2 separate regions of the Homo sapiens genome follow, and region 2 is linked to region 1. A link is an interaction called in ENCODE POLR2A ChIA-PET data of the cell type or tissue named here. Cell type or tissue: PC-9. All regions are shown on one strand. Links, peaks and the distances in the headings refer to the core of each region. The heading gives the core; the rest is flanking DNA.

What was found. Peaks named below come from ENCODE experiments on the same cell type or tissue, not always from the same donor. Only the 100,000 strongest peaks of a DNase experiment are listed, where the experiment ranks them.
Region 2: POLR2A ChIA-PET joins it to region 1 with 9 read pairs; 2 of 35 experiments call an interaction of 5 or more read pairs at or near these places.

The regions. Positions count from the first base shown.
Region 1 is chr11:129,433,298-129,436,122 of GRCh38, forward strand. All of the region lies in intron 1 of BARX2 (BARX homeobox 2), which reads left to right. Among named protein-coding and RNA genes, the nearest start is that of BARX2, 59 kb to the left of the region's middle. In PC-9, for the core only: no CTCF peak of the experiment used is centred there; DNase peaks (open chromatin) are centred at 1,564, 2,014 and 2,534; H3K27ac peaks cover 2,422 bases.
Region 2 is chr11:129,565,429-129,568,253 of GRCh38, forward strand. No RefSeq gene overlaps it. Among named protein-coding and RNA genes, the nearest start is that of LINC01395, 50 kb to the right of the region's middle. In PC-9, for the core only: no CTCF peak of the experiment used is centred there; no DNase peak of the experiment used is centred there.

The sequences.
Region 1 (2,825 bases), core at 233-2,732:
CCCCCTCTCACTGCTGTAGCTGCTGCCTCTGGTCTACTGGCCTCCTCACTGGTTTCTCTGCTCCCACCCTGGCCCCTGCAGTCCAACCTCCTTAGGGATCATTTAAGACATCAGTCAGATCATGTCCTCCCTCAGCTCACATCTTGCCAATGGCTTTTTTAAAAATCACATTTTGAATAAAATCCAAGTGATTTGCCCTGACCTACAGGGCCCTGCGTAATCGGGCTCCAACAGATCTCTTCCCAGTTTTCTCTCCTGTGACTTCTGCCCTTGCCTACTCTGCCTTTCTGCTGGTCTTTCAACCCATGCTCATTCGGCCTTTAGGGCTTTGCCTGTGCTGGTTCTGGGGCTGGGGTGCTTGTCCCGTACCTTCTCCAGGCTCTCCTCTGCGTGGGGGTGCTTACCTGCAGAAGGGTCATCTTCCCACCATGGCCTTCCCTGACTCCTCATCCCCAATACTGCCCTCTGCCCCACCTGCCCCATCTTCACACTTTGCTGTATTTTTCATCATAGTTTATCACTACCTGGCACTATTTACATATTTACTTGTTTATTTGTTTGCTGTCTGCCTCCCCAAATGGATGTAAGCTCCATGAAGGTAGGACTTTATAGTATTCGTTGCTATCTCCCCAGCTTCCAGAGCGGAGTGTAGCCCATAGTAGATGCTCAGTAAATATTCATGGCTGGATTGAATGCAGGATTAGATGCAAATGTGTAGATTCCTTTTCACCCTGTTTTATTCCAAGCCCAGAGGTTATCACTGTTAACAGTTTGATAACTAGCCTTCTAGACTTTTAAAAATGCATTTATAAAGGCAGACAAAAAAAAAATCATAGTTTTAAAGAATAATACAAATGATTTTACATCATATTTTTCTCAATAATATATTAGGTATTTTCTCGTATTAGTTTATATATAGTTTATCCATCTATTCATCTCTCTTTCTCATCAGTTTATATGTTTTTTTTTAAGAGACAGAATCTCTGACTGGGCACGATGGCTCACACCTATAATCCTAACATTTTGGGAGGCTGAAATTGGAGGATTGCTTGAGGCCAAGAGTTCAAAACCAGCCTGGGCAACAGAGACCCTGTCTCTACTTTAAAAAAAAAAAAAAAGTAAGTAAAAAAAAAAAAAAAAAAAAAAAAACAGAGACACGGTCTCACTCTGTTGCCCAGGCTGGTCTTGAACTGCTGGCTTCAAGCAGTCCTCCAGCCTCAGCCTGCCAAAGTGCTGAGCCACCACACCTGAACTAGATAGTACTTTTTAATGGTTACATTGTAGTTCATACTATGGATGTACCACAATTTATTTAATTATTTTCCTGTTGAGAGATATTAATATATAGGTTATTTCCCCTGCTCATGATTATAAGCAAGGCTGCAGTGAATATGCTTGTATATAAATCTTTGTACGCATAGACCTCAAATTACGAAATTCCCTGTCAGTGACTTGGTAGATACTGCTTAATTTGTCCTCAAGGATTATACTGTTTTATACTCCCACCAACAATATATGAATGCCTATTTCCCCGTATGCTTGCCAATGCTAGATATTACCACACTTTCAAAATATTATTCAATGTTGGGTAAAAAAATATTTAACTCTCTTACAAAAGAGAAAGGTGATACAAAGCCTTCCTTACAGGTGGATTGTTAGTCATTTCCTATAATGATAAGCTTCTTAGTTTCTAGATTACACATTAGCCTGCTAAAGAAAGATAGTCTCTTTTGAAAGAAGTGACAGACTTAAAGGAGTAAGGTGATTTAAGATGAGAAACATCTTATGCCTTTTTAAGAAGCTTCCAACTTCTTTTCCAAGAAGTATCATTTCAGGATGTGTGCTGTGAGATCCAAACCACAAGCCCACATATCCTCATTTTCTTGCTCTAAAATATCACTCCCAGGTGATTTTTTTTTCTTAAAAAGAATCCACAGCACAAAACATCAAGTGTTGGAGTTGGCTGGAGAGTTAATGGAAGTTGTAGCAAGTGGTGATTTATTGTTATTTAACCACTTTGTGGTTTCTGCTGGGCCTAGCTAGAAGTGTACTCAAAGAATAAGAGAAGCTATTTGTTTTATCAACTGTGACTGGGGGCCAAACAAAGGCATGGGAAGGAATAAGAAGAGAAATGCCAACCCAGAGAAGAGAGCTGGAGCACAGGTAGTACCTGGATGCTTCTGTGATGTTAGTCGGTTTCAACTCAGAGCTAGTGTGAATGTTGGTTGGCTCAGATGCTGGCTGTGGCCTTGAAGTCACTTTTCAGGGCTGGACTGAGTCCCAAAGGGCAGTCCCTGGGTCTTCTCCATTTTCATCAGATATCAAATGGGGAGGATGAGAGGTCCTTTCGTGGCATCAGTATATTAGAGTTTGAAGGATTCTTTAGAATCAGCTAGTTTTCTTACTCACCTTATAGATGATGAAACTGAGAGATAAAATGATTCACATAGGTAATGATCCAGACATTTTAAGCTCTGTGTTGAATAATCAAAGGGAAAAGCTCTTTACTTGAACTTTACAGATTTAACAGATTGTTGGACAGAAAAGAACTCTTGCCTTGAAATTCCTAACGCAGGAGTGGCATATAACTGGTATGTATGCCACCATACCCTGCCCCGGCCACATGCCCATAGCAGACATTGTTAATCGACCCAGCACCTTTTCCTCAGCCAAGCTCTGGCCAGCCTGAGAATCCTCCTTAACATAGTGCTGGAGGCGCCAGTCATACCGATCTGAGCTTTCATGTGATTTAAAATCTGTTTGCCTCCCTCTTCTGAATGATGTATCCATGTGATTCATGATGTGCTGATAGCATGGGACTTCAA
Region 2 (2,825 bases), core at 257-2,756, 130 kb after region 1:
CAATCCACACAGTAACGGTCCCCCCCAGAATGCAAGTACTGCAGACACCTATAAAGCACTGAAAGAGAAAAAAAAATCTAGAAGTCTTCTTTAAAGTGCCAAAAGAAAAAAAACCTGTCAACCGGGAATTTTTTCACAGTTAAAAATAGTCTTCAAACGTGAATTCTTCCATGTCTTTCATAACATAGAAAGATACAGCTTCTACATCAAAATAAAGACACTTACAAGCAAACAAAAAGGGAGAGAAGTTGTTCCCAGAAAGCCTTCACTGAAAGAAATTAAAGGAAAATGATGCCAGATGGAAAAAGAGAAATGAAGAACAATGTAAATAGCAAATATGTGAGTAAATTCAAATTAATATCAACTTTAAAGCAATAAGAATAATATCATCAATTTTAAAAAATGTAAAAGTCTGTAATCATAATTAATAACAGAAAAAGTAAAAGGAGGGTAAGTGGAGTTAAAGTATTCTAAGATCCTAACATCATCTGGGAAGAAGTGAAAATCCTAATTTATTTTAAGTTCTAATATGTCCCAGATGCATGTTATAATCTCAAGGGTAATCACTAAAGAATAAATAGTAACAAGATATTAGAGGGTTAGAATAGGAAAACAAGAACTGAATAATGTAAATGAGGCATGAACAGAGAAAAATGAATAGAGTATAGGTGGGGCACATAGGAAATAAGTAGTAAGATGGTAAATTGAAATGATAATTATATTAAATGTAATGATCTACATACTGAAATAGAAGGTAAAGATTTCGAGGCTGAACTAGAAAAACAAAAAGCAATTATATTCTCTTTACAAGAGACACGTCTTAAATATAAGGACACAGAGTTTAAAGTGGGAGACTAACATACTTCTATCAGTAATTGATACAACAAGCAGACAAAAAAATCAGTAAGAATAGAGATTTAAACTACATGATTAATAAACTTGACCTAATTGATATATATAAAACTCTATACCCAATAATCTCAGGATATGCATTTTTTAAGGGCACAGGGAACATTTACCAAACAGATCATAAGCTGGGCCATAAAGAGATGTCAATGAATTTAAAAGGATTGAAATCATTCAGTGAATATCCTCTGACCACAGTAGAATTGAGTTAAAAAGCTACAACAGAAAGATAATTGGAAAATCTGAAAATGTTTAGAAACTAAGCAAAGCATTTGTAAATAATTTATAGCTCAAGGGAGAAATTACAATGGAAATTAGAAAATATTTTTCAATGAATGGCAAAAATAGAACATATCAAAACTTACAGCATGAAGCTAGTAATGCTTACAGAAGAATTTTGGCTGTAAGAACAAATAGTGGGAAGGGGAAAAAGCTGAAAATCAACCATCTGAAGAAGTAAAAATGAACAAAACCCAAAGAAATCAGACAGGAAACAATAAAATTAAGAACAGAAATCAGTGTAACAGAAATAAATGTACAATTGAGAAAAATCAACAAAACCAAAAATTATTTCTTTGTTAAGATGAATACAATTGATAAGACTGATGGAGAACAAATCCACAAATGATCTACATGAACAATGAAAAGGAGACATATTACTATTTATTGATGCTACAACACTTTAAAAAATTGTTTAAATGATACTAAAGGCCAGCCACAGTGCTTCACGCCTGTAATCCCACCTTGGCCTCCCAAAGTGTTGGGAGGATCACTTGAACCCAGGAGTTCAAGATCAGCCTGGGCAACATAGGGAAACCCTGTCTCTACAAAAAATTAGCCAGGCATGGCTGCTCGCACTTGTAGTCCCAGCTACTCAGGAGGCTGAGGTGGGAGGATCGCTTAAGCCCAGAGGGTCGAGGGTGCAGTGAATACTGATCGTGCCACTGCCCTCTGGCAGAGACAGACCCTGTCACCAAAGGAAAAAAAAATTGGCCATTTTATCTTCAAGACTTTGGTGTGTGCAAAGACTATCAGGACTCAAAAAGGCAAATATAGATACATGGGACTATGTCAGTGTTTTCCAACCTCTTAAAATTATAGCCCCTAAGAAGCCTTTTAAATTTTTTTCTCCTAATCTCCATACCCCCTGCCTCATAAAATTTTAATACCATAGATATACTGTGTATCTGTTTACGTATTGTATTCCTTTGAAGGGTCACAAACCAATTCCAACAACTAAGACTTTGTTATGCCCCCCAAGACCAATTTATACCCCATGAGGAAAATATAGCCCCGTTAAGAATCTGTGGACTACATTAATGTTAAGAATGCTGATTTATTAGAAGACACCATTGAACAAGTGATAGAGGAGAAGAAGATATTGACAATACATAAGATAGTTATAAAGAATATATAAAGAAATCCTAGAAACAATAATTAAAAGATAGACAATACCCACCCCAACCCCTAAATGGGCAAAATAATTGAACAAGAAATTCACAAAAAAAGGATTTATCAATTGCCATTAAAATATAGAAAGAGGCACAATCCCGTTAGTCACCAGGAAAATACAAATTAAAATCACCATGGAGTCCTACCACATACCCACCAGAGTGGCTAAAATTTAAGACTGAAAATATCAAGCCCTGGCAGAGATATGGAGAAAGAGGAACTCACACACTGCTGGTCTAATTGAGGCAATAACTTTGGAGAACTGGCAGTATTTACTAAAACTGACCATGATCATACCATATAACCCAGCAATTCCACTCCTAACTTTTTATACCCAAAAGAAATGCTACATATGTTGAAATTCTTGTGTAGTTTAGCCAGGTTGCTGGATACAGGAAAAAAAAAAAAAAAACATGGAGAAGAATGTTCACAGCAGCGCTATTTGTAATCAGCCAAAACTAGAAACA